Regions from separate parts of the Mus musculus genome. Here region 1 is linked to region 2. Evidence: chromatin loops called from intact Hi-C (ENCODE). Cell type or tissue: gastrocnemius. All regions are shown on one strand. Each heading gives the region's core, and the rest is flanking DNA. Links, peaks and the distances in the headings are about the cores only. Region 1 holds the start of Dusp27 (dual specificity phosphatase 27 (putative)). Region 2 holds the start of Pou2f1 (POU domain, class 2, transcription factor 1).

Region 1 (5,373 bases), core at 166-5,165, 120 kb after region 2:
TTTGTTGTACCTTTTCTGTATTTTTTGGTTCTTTCTTTCTTCTTTTGCTTTCTCCCGCCTTGCTGATTATATTTCACACTACCGGTTTTCCCTCTTTAGCGATACACTAGTTACGGATTCTTTTGCAGCAGTTTCCAGTAGTTACGCTGCAAACTACAACACGTTCTAGACTTCCTGCCTTAAAGTCTAGTTTCAGGCAGTCATTCAGATAATGATCATTAGGTTGCCGAGGAAGAAAGACACAAACAGGGTTGACATGGGGTGCTGGCTGTCCTGCATACTGAGATCACAGTCTACTAAGTTTTTGAAGAGTGAACTTTGGGTGGTATGTGCTCCGATTTTCCATGAGCAAGATACAACCTGCAGAGGCCGTTCAACCTTCAGGGAAGTCCCACTTTCCCACCCACTTTACAAGTGGCAGTAGAAGACAATGAACACAGGCCTCTGCAGACCGAGAGGCCAAGGGAAGTGGCAAATAAGAGCGATCCTCTCAAGAGACATGTCCTGGTTAGACTAGATTTCCTCATTTCTAGAGTAGCCATGTTCACCAGTAGCAGGACGGCTCCATCTTCCTCTCCTTTCATAGGATGGAAACTTTCCTACCCATCATCCTGGTGAGACTGTGAGCTGATACATTTGGGTCTGAGAATAAAAGTGTTCTGTGTGGGCACAAAGGCTGACGTGGGTAGACTGCCTGGAGGAGTACAACATGGCCAATGCTGCTATGTATCAACAAACTTACTTCCCCTTCTCCCTGGGCCCTGAAACCTGGGATCTATTGTCCTTTGCAAGGAAGTAGGACCTTGCAGAGTTCCAGCTGGTGGACTATGAACACAAGGGAAGTGTCTCTTTTTTTCTGAGGAAACTCCGCCCAGGGAACAGCTTGGTTCTACTCCTTTTTATCTTGATGCTGATGAGCACAGTGACTGGAAAAGGCAACGTTTCTCTAGTGAACTGGAAGATAGTAGGGGTTCTCTGCTCCCGACTGTGTTGCTCAAGGACCTGCCCCGGAGTTTATCTGAATGAAAAAGACTCCTCTGTTTGGTCTACACAAGACTGCCACTCCCTATCCACACCCTGGGGAATGTGGTTTGAATAAGAACTGCTTCTGTAGATTCACCGTTTGAATGCTTGGGTATCCGGGAGTGGTACTAGAGAGGGATTTTTAGGTGTGGTCTTGCTGCAGGAAGTGTGTCCCTGGGGGTGGGCTTTGAGGTTTCAAAAGCTCAAACCAGGCCCAGAGTTGCTCTTTCTTCCTGCTGCCTGAAGATCCGGATGTAGAATTCTTAGCTACTTTTCCAGTACCGTGTCTGCCACGCTCCCCACCATGATGACAATGGACTAAACCTCTGAACCTGTTAGCCAGCCCTCTCAATTAAATGCTTTCCTTGATAAGAGTTGCTGTGGTTGTCAGCTATTGGATGGGTCACACGGCCCCCAATGGAGGAGCTAGAGAAAGTACCCAAGGAGCTAAAGGGAACTGCAACCCTATAGGTGGAACAACAATATGAACTAACCATACCCGGGAGCTCTTGTCTTTAGCTGCATATGTATCGAAAGATGGCCTAGTCGGTCATCACTGCAAAGAGAGGCCCATTGGACTTGCAAACTTTATATGCCCCAGTACAGGGGAACACCAGGGCCAAAAAGGGGGAGTGGGTGGGTAGGGGATTGGGGGTGGGTGGGTATGGGGGACCTTTGGGATAGCATTGAAAATGTAAACGAGGAAAATACCTAATTAAAAAAAAAAAGAGTTGCTGTGGTTGTGGTGTCTCTTCAAAGCAGTAGGACACTGACTAAGACAGGAAGTGTGGAAGAGTACAACACCATCTTAAATCTCTAACTATGATAGCTTTTCTAGGTCTGTCACACGATGCTGAACTTTAAAGGTGAAATCTCTAAATTCCATCTGGGCCGAGTTCCTGACCCATGCGTGGTGAGTTCATGGGTCTTAGACAACCCCAAAGCTCATAGCTTATTTAATGAGCTGTCTTCCTTCACCAGAGAGCTTTGAACACTGAGAAGCAGAAGCCAGTGAGGGAGACTCCAAGAGAACTCAGGAACACTTGGGTGAAGACGAAGCCATGGATGCTTAGAAGTCAAGGTTCTGAGGGCAAAAGTGTAGAGGGAAGATCAGCATGCTCTAAGGCCCTGGTTCAGTCCCCCGTCAGGTGAGAAGTGGGGGAGGAAACAGTTCCCTGCGATACCTTAGTTGAGCTTCTCTTTTGATTGACAGGGAGACAGACATGGGCTCAAGACCTTAGTGATTCTTCACATCATTTGTCAACAGAGCTATGGTACTACGGTAGAACAGAAACAGGTCTCTGTTCTCAGTCGTGACAGAAGAAAACGGGAATATATGGTATTTTCTTTAAAATCAACACCTCCATTGTGGTACAAAATAATTTTAGTACCAGGGCTTGGCCCTTGGTCCTCATTCCTTCTTCATCTCTCCTCTTAGACTTTCTGGCATCTCAACCCCATATCCAGCCCTGGTCCTGGTGAATCAAGTGCATCCTGTCGGTTGACCTGCCAAATTCCTACTTCCAGGTTCAGGCCAGCAGCAGCACCTCCCAGAAGCCTCTGGTCTTTCCCTGTGTGCTTGTCACCCCTCCCCCACCCTACCAGCCCACAGCACCACACATTCTGGAGAGACCAACGTCTAGCTCTCACCACCACGCCTCAGTCCACCATCCTGGGGAATAGAGCCCAGCGTCATGCTGACTGGCTCCTATGACACTCAGCAGTGGCCCACTTACTGGCTTGGGGAGGGACTCCGGAGATAGCGGGCCTGTACAGCTCTCACATCTGCTTCATCCTCCTCGTTTGGAACTACCTGCTCCTCCTCTGCGTCTCCACCGGTAGCCATGTCAGCCTGTCAGCCTCTGTCTGCCTGACAGGAAGAGGTTGTTTAGGGAATTAGATTCCATAGGCTTTGTAGGGGGAGGGGGACGTGTCACCAATGTCACCTTGGTGGACTGAGAATGGGGAGGGGAGGGCGTGCTAATACCCGAGTGGGTAAAGGAGCCATAGGGAAACCAAGAAGATGAAGGCCGACTGTCCTTAGAAGGATACCATGAGGTGACACAATATGTAAGAAGTGACATCTTGACTCCTTTCGTGGATATTAACAGGGAAGCAGAGAGGAAAAGCAAAGGTTTATTTTAACTGTAGTGTGGGAGGTTTGTGAAAGGCGGTGGATTCCCCAGACTAAAAAGGACATTTGAAGTCCCCCTTCCAACTACATTAATGTACACACCTTTTATCTTACTGGAAGGGAAAACAGGCTCCCTTCAGTGATATTTATTGACTCTGTGTCATTCAGGGCCTTGGGCTGAAGGTCCACCCCATAGCCTACCTATTAAGGCACAAAAAGTCCCTGATAGCTAGTCCCAGCTATGGCTGTGGCCTGACACTCAGGGCAGACTGGCACCCCTGAAGTCTAAGTCCCAGCTCACCACAGAAGGGAACGAACACTCACCTTGTGCTGGTGTGTCCTCACCAAGGACCAAGAACCCCAGGAAAGTGACCAGAAGTTTGGTCTAGAGAGGGACGGGAGCTTTCTCTTCTCTGGTGTGCTTCTGCTCTGAGGGACAGCTGTTAACAAGAAACCTTAGCCAGTCTCTAAATTTAGCCTCTGGCCCCATAGGATGGCAGCTCTCTGGGAGGAAGGAATGCAGGCTTCACTTAACCCTTTCCCTTCCGGCTGATTCTCAGACATTGATGTTTAGCAGTGGGTTTAGAACAGGCTCATGCTGTGACACAAGGACCTAGAGAAAACCATCTCCCGCAGGAGGCTGGCTCCTCAAAGCACTTTCTGAAAATAATCCAAATCAGCACATTTGGAACGAACTTAACTTTACCTCATAGCATCTTGGAGGAAGCCTAGGAAAGGAAAATACCAATTATACAGAACAGGTTGGCCCTCAGCCAGGCATGGGGAGAACACCATGTTTTGATTAAAGAGAAGTCATGGCTTGAGACCAGCCTGACAACAAGTTGTACCTTCCCTTCATATCTCTGCCTCACCATTCATGGCCCTGGTAGTGGCCAGTTGCAACTAGGGAGTAACGTAAGAATTCGGAAGACTTGATAAACTCCAAAAGACTCATGACCCACTCTATGGTGGAACTCATGACATTCTGCCACCATCCTTGCAGTCCCCAACTGCCCACAGTTAACCCTCTCATGCTCGACGTCCTGAGAGTCCGTGCATCCTTCCTTCTACCTGCCTCCATGCTTCTGGTGGCTTCCAGTTCACCCTCTCCACAGTGACCCCTCCCCTATCCATCCATCTTTCCATCTGCCTCCACGTTTGTAAATATTTCTTAGTTACCTCCTATGCACTGGGCACTGTACCTGACTAAGTTAGTTAGACTCATAGCCCTTGTCTTCCTAGCTAGATGGAAACGTGCCCAGAGTAGTAGCCTCAGAGATTGGCTGAATGAATGAATGAGCTCACAGTTTATTAGGAGGCATTAGACAGAGACTAAATATAGCTGAAGTGTAAGAGTGGAGTTCCTGCCCTAGAAGAGACTCAGAGCGCTGCACTGAATCTCAAGAAGGAGCAAGTTCTGAGCTGCGAAGCCAGGGAAGGCTTCGTGGGAGACATGATGTAGGAGCAGGCCTTTAAAGGATAAGCTGGATAAAATATAATGGGTATAATAGTGGGGAGGGGCTGCCGAGAGAGCACAGTGCACAGTCCTGCAGCAGGAAAGAACGAGCCGCAGCCGGCTAGATGTCTAAGTAGAGACAGAACAGAGGTTACACACCCTGGAAGATAACTCTTAAAAGGGAAGGGACGTTGAAGAGTGAATCCTAGCACACCTTACAGGACAATTTAAGGAGCAGATGGACGTCCGTTCATTTCTTAAGGGCTGCAGAGTCAGCAAGAGAGCCAGAGTAGAGACCCAGCATCAGGGGGTCTGTCCTGAGTAAGATAACCTGACGACAGTGTCCAGAAACTGGAAAATCATCATATACAGTAGGAGAAGGCTAAACTGTGACTAAGCAAAGTGTAACAGGTGAAAAGCAATAAGTTTGTAAGCCAACTAAACCTGGTAGTTAGAAAAGATCACTGTACACAGGGAATTTGTAATACAAGGCAACACCTGGGAAAGCATTTATAGTAATCACTTTATCAAAAGTGAGTTTCCCAAGAACACAAAGACACTCTAGAAACCAGGAAGCCCAAGACCAATAACTATGTAGAAATATGAACAAACTTGGAAAAGGTAACACGTGGTGTGATATTATTCATTACCTATTAAGCAGAACATAGTAGTGCTGTATGTATGAATGCAAAAAAACTCTAAGGTATTTTATTAAATAAAAATATTTAAATGACATAATATCATTTGTACATATTCTATA
Region 2 (5,373 bases), core at 118-5,117:
AGGGAAGTCTGCCGGTTTTACAAATACTACAAATCTTTACATAGCCTGACCGAGTTAACTCAGGAAGAGAGTGACTATTCCCACAACAAAGTCCTGTATTTGTACTAAACCAGTAGCTCACAGAAGCCTCTGTAAATTGGAAATAAGGTCCACATACTATGAACTGAAAGATAAACTCCTTTTAGAAGAAAACAAGCCAACCTCAGAGCTGATGCTTAGCTCGGAGCTGTTTTTATGCTGGAAGGTCCCCAAGAGGATGTGTTTTGCCTGCGGAGGAGGGGACTCGAGTGGCAGTTGATGGGGGAGTCATTTTGGTTATTAGTAAATAAATCAAGCAGCAGAGAACAGGGCCTAGGCAACTAGGGCAGTCCAGGCCTAGTTCTCTCCTTGTCTTCCCAGCACAGACTGGGTTTGATCTCAGAGTCCTGTGGATTGCCAAGGAGGAGGAGAAGGAAAAAAAAAAAAAAAGAATCATATCGAACCACAAAAGCACATGGGGCGAATGTAAAATATAAACACGGCGTTGGGCTGTGAGTGGCTGTTATTAAAGGTCTGAATTACTAAACATGAGAGGCGGGGAAAGCCAGGCGGCCATTTCAAGAATATAAACCTCCCTGAATTAGACATTATTCAAATGAGAAGCAAGTAGAGAAGACCCAGCACGCAGCTAGAAAGCACTACCACACACAGTCAGGGAGGGGGATCTCCGTGTCTAGCCACCACCCCCGCTCCCCGCAGTACAGGAGAAATCTAGAATATGATCAACTTGTCAGGCCAGCCCTTTGAGGGCAGGAGGGCAATCCTTTACGGTCCAGTTCTCGGGTGACCTCCGAGAGCTCCGAGGCCTCAGAGCGAGAGGGTCCCCAAGGCTACCAGCGCGTGGGGGGGGGGGGATGTGCGCGGAGGAGCTACCAGACCCCGCGAGCACCTCCAACCCAACTGTCCCGCGCGACCCACAGCAGCGCGGACCTCTGGGTGAGGGCCCGGGACACACGGACAACCGAAGCCATTTCCACGGAGGGGAACTTCCCCGAGGGTTCCTCCCACCTAGCCCAGCCTCCAAAGGGTCCGGGGGACCCCAGAGCGAGCTCACAACCCGAAGGCCAGCTCACAGGGCCCACGCCACGCTGCCCCTAACCAGAGACACGGACTGGCTGGGGTCAGGCCGCTGCCCCGGGCACGAGCAGGGCGCGGCTGAGGGGCCCCGGGCCGTGACCCCCGGGCTCGGCCCCACGCGGACCCCCCGCACGGCCGGGGGCAGGGCACCACTCCCCGGTGCGTCCCGCAGCGAGCAGCGTTCCCCAGCCCGAGCCCGCGCCGGCTCCCAATCCTGGGGGGGCGCCGCGCGGGTGTCCGGCCACCGGGGTCCGCTCGGGCCCCGCCGCCCACCGGCATTGTGCTCGCCGCCACCTCTGGCCCCTCCACGCCCCCCCACCGCCCGTCCAGGTCTCCCGCCCGCACCCCGCCGCGCCCCGCCAGCCCAGCAGCTATGAATATGTAAAATGTCTTTATTGTCCTCTCCCGGTGCCCCGGCCCCGCCGCCTGCCGTGGACCCGCTTAGATTCGGGCACCGTGCGAGGAGGCGGCGGCGGCCGGCGGAGGAGGAGGGCCGGTGCCGGCGGGCGGGCCGGCGCGGCAGCCGCGGGGTGGGCCGGGGGCAGGAGGAGCGCGGTGGCTCACAGCCCCCTTTGCCCCGGGTCTTCTTCCCCCTCCGCCCGGCCGCTCCGAGCTCCTTTTCCCCCTCCGCTCGGCGCCCAGAGGGGGCTGTGTTCCCCGGCCCCCCATCTCCTCGCCGTTAATTATAATAATCCTGAGTACTAATAAATTATGCTAAGTCGCGGGGGGGGCAGCGGGAGCCCGGCTCGAGTATGAATATGAATATGTAAAATGCTGTAATGATTACCTGCTGCTGCTGCCGCCGCGGCTGAACTCTCATCTTGACTCGCTGCTCCTCCGTCCGCCATTTTGAATATTTTAACCAAAATCGCCCGGTCGATAAACCCTCCCTCGCTCCCGCTCCCCTCCCCCTCCCGCCCTGCTCGCCGCCTCCCTCCTCTCCGCACCCTCCCGTTCCTTCCTCTCCCGAGGCGCGCGCCAGGGGGCGCCCGAGGCCGGCGCTGCTCTCCGCCGGCCCCCTTGGAAGAGCTCCACCCCCCTGCGCGCGCGGTGCGCACGCGCGTCCAGGCTGCAGGGACCCCGCCCCCTCAGGCTTCTAAAGTGCCCCCTAACCTGCCAATCATCTCTTCCTTGTTTTGTTTTTTTTTCTTTCCCCCTCCCGTCCGCGCCGCTGTGCGCACGCGCAGTTTTCTCCACGCGCCGGAGAGGTAGGAAGCGCATGCGCGTCTCTTCGCCCCCTCCCTCCCCCCGGGAGCGCGGCTTCACCCCAAAGTGTAGTATGTCAAGTGCTTGTTTACGTCTCGGGATGGGCTTCCCGTCTTCCGTGTTAGTCCCCTCCCGGATAAGTTCGGGGTTTCCACGGCGGTACTGTAAAAGGGCAACATGCCCGGCGTCTCGCCGCGAGGACACGCGTGAGGGACTAGCGAGCGCTCCACGGCCGCGCACTTTTTCAGGACTCCCTCGCAGTTGACTGCGACAATGGAGGGGACCGCTCCCCGCCGAGGTAATTTCCGGCCCTGTGTGCAGGTGGGGGCGGAAACGCCCTCGGCGGGCAACGGGCACGAGGCACCTGCTGGGCCACGCGCGGACGTCCCGCTTTAAATTTGAATCCGAGCTAATCCCCGCCCCGCGCCTCAGCCCACGCCGCAGATTCGGGGCGGGGCCGGCGGGCGGACTCCTGGGGGCGTGTCCTGGCGGCTCTAATTAGCCAGGCAAAGAGTCGCCTCCACTTGTCGCGCGTGCCCGGCCCAGCCTCTGTGGGAGCGGCCGTCCGAGTCGCCCGGACGCCCTTGCACGCGCCCACCCGTGCGAAACAAACAGACCCCATCTGCGTAGGGATTCTTTTTTCTTTTTTTTTTTTTTTCTTCTGGAGCACCTTTTAAAGGCTAATTGTAAACTGACCTGATTAAAACCATGCAAGTTGGCAATAGCGCCAACGGTTACGAATTCTCTTTGCTCTGTCGTTCAGTAAATACGATCGCGGGGGGCGGGGGGTGGGGGTGGTGATATTCCTCTTGTGACCATCTTCCTAAGTAATTAGCCAAAATATTGCCCAGATTGCTCCTTTATTGCAAAAAAAAAAAAAAAAAAAAAAAAAAAAAAAGGCCTGGATGAAGACCCAAATCTATTTTACTAATTCTTGACAAGTCCCAAGATTTTCCTAAAAAAATTTCTAAGGATAAAAACAAAAATATTGTGTGGTAAGAATAAATAGGTCCTAGGCTGTCCTTGAGAGGGGTATTCCTAAGTTTCAACTGGGTAAAACTGCAGGTTCTGCACACACACACACTCACACACACACACAGCCCTAAACACCCTAAATAAACAGATCCCTACCTGGAAGCAATTATTTTAGCGGTTAAAGTTTTCATTGTGAGCCCGAGGTTGCTTGTTGAATTCTTTACTCTGCACAAGTACACCTAAAACTGTCTGTCTGTTACAGCTAGTGATTTGAGGTGAGATTGATTTATTCGAAGTAATTAAGCCTTAGGGTGTGCACATGACTGCTTAAACCAAATAATTGGTCCACCCTATAATTATTTCAAAATACACAAACCAGCACAGTAAAGGAAATGCAAATTTGAACCATGTTACAATTAATATCTGGAAATATGACAAAATTATATTACTATAAGGGAAATCTTGGAATATAATTTAAAGTGAAGTAAACAACACTATTCCTGGCAGGTACAAATTTGAAGTCATCACCACTAACCTATTTTCTTCCTATTTAGTCTTAGTTTGCTCTTTGGTTCAAAAATTAAATGAATATGACCTTCGTTCAAGTCACTGAACCTGGTGGATACACTATTCATTCTGCATTGTTTCATTTCCATCAAAGGAAGTAGGTGTGGAGAGAATTAGTTAAAGAATAATTCTATGTGTAGGGTGGGAAAAGTTTAAAATAGTCTGTATCAGTCTTTTCCATAATGGCAGTATTTATGTTTGCATCTGTGTCCCCAGTGCTTAGCCCAACTCTTGGCTTTAGTAGATGCTTATAAGTGTTTTGAAAGGTATTAAAAAATAAACCCGACAACTGTCAGACCACGCTCTCAAACTCCTGCCACCACTAGTTCCCTCTCGGCCACAATCCCCTGTAACCGGCACTCCATTAACCAAATAGGTCCCCCATCCTCAAAGTTTGATAACACAATACCCAGTAACCCGGCAAAATAATGACTCTTAAGTTAACCAATTAGATTTATGTATCAATAATATCACAATTTACAAGATGCCAGTAAATAATCTCAGGGCCAATTGATAATGATAAAACTTTAACCCAAATATTCTAACCTTTTGATAACACCACTTTGGCCTCCATTTTCCTTCTCCCTCCTCCTGAGACCTCTCTGTCTCTCAACTCTTAGCTCCGCCTTCCCTTTCCCTGTCTGGTCACAGGCCTCTGCACTAATGTAATTGGACAGGGAAAATCCTGTGACACATAAATGATTATTGGATTTTTTAAAAGCAAATAAAATTATATAAGGGTTTTTTTTAAACTGATGAGATCATTCAAAAATATGATGTTACCATGATCTTTACTAGTTGCTGAGTATAAGGAAATACCTGAGATAGTGTTTTGAGTCTAGCACACTTAAAGGTAGCAACCTCTTTTATCCATGTGGACCTTGGAAGGCATGAAGTCTATTATCTTAGTTTTCCAGGATGGAGGTATTGAAGCATAAAGATTGTCCAGCGTCACACTATCCTTAAACGATGCAACTGAAGTTCAAACATAAGCAAGAGACCATCTTAACCATTCTGCTATGGATCTGCTATGGATCAGGCCATGTCTTTTATTGACAAATAATGTTTTGATTTGTGAATAGGTATGGTCATGTAACTAAATTGGAGTTTTGTGGTCTTTCTTAAAGAAAATGCCTTCCTTTTCCTTCCTTGCTTCCTAAATACATGAATGAGGATCAAAATTCCTTCATCATTCTTGGTCCGTGAGGTGCCATTGTTCCCATGATACAATATGTTGTTAGGAATAAGCAGACTTGATCTTGCCTCCACGGGGAGAAGGGATCATGAGACAAAGAGTGGCGCTGTGTTCCTTAAATAGACCTTAACTCTCCATACTGCCACACATGCTTGTTAAGGGCTAAGCAGTGAAGACTTTGGGAAATACGTTTTAATGATAGGTTTGAGTGACTAAGATAAAATAATCATTTTTATAAATATTTCATCTGTTCATGAAGTTAACATTCTAATAGAATGGAATAATTTGCTTGACGTTCTATGGGTACAATTTGA

The links. A loop is a pair of places that touch in the nucleus more often than their neighbours do. Peaks named below come from ENCODE experiments on the same cell type or tissue, not always from the same donor. Only the 100,000 strongest peaks of a DNase experiment are listed, where the experiment ranks them.
Region 1: it touches region 2 in a loop (2.9-fold over the local background); 1 of 42 quality-filtered maps calls a loop at or near these places.

Annotation. Positions count from the first base shown.
Region 1 is chr1:166,124,311-166,129,683 of GRCm38, forward strand. It overlaps Dusp27 (dual specificity phosphatase 27 (putative)), which reads right to left and starts at 3,588. Exons shown (of 6, transcript NM_001160049.1): 1 at 3,482-3,588; 2 at 2,760-2,889. The coding sequence starts at 2,869. In gastrocnemius, for the core only: no CTCF peak of the experiment used is centred there; no DNase peak of the experiment used is centred there; H3K4me3 peaks cover 2,279 bases; H3K27ac peaks cover 3,082 bases.
Region 2 is chr1:166,000,659-166,006,031 of GRCm38, forward strand. It overlaps Pou2f1 (POU domain, class 2, transcription factor 1), which reads right to left and starts at 1,976. Exons shown (of 16, transcript NM_198932.3): 1 at 1,904-1,976. The coding sequence starts at 1,964. In gastrocnemius, for the core only: a CTCF peak has its summit at 2,097 (motif pointing right); DNase peaks (open chromatin) are centred at 349, 940, 2,203 and 2,758; H3K4me3 peaks cover 3,266 bases; H3K27ac peaks cover 2,960 bases.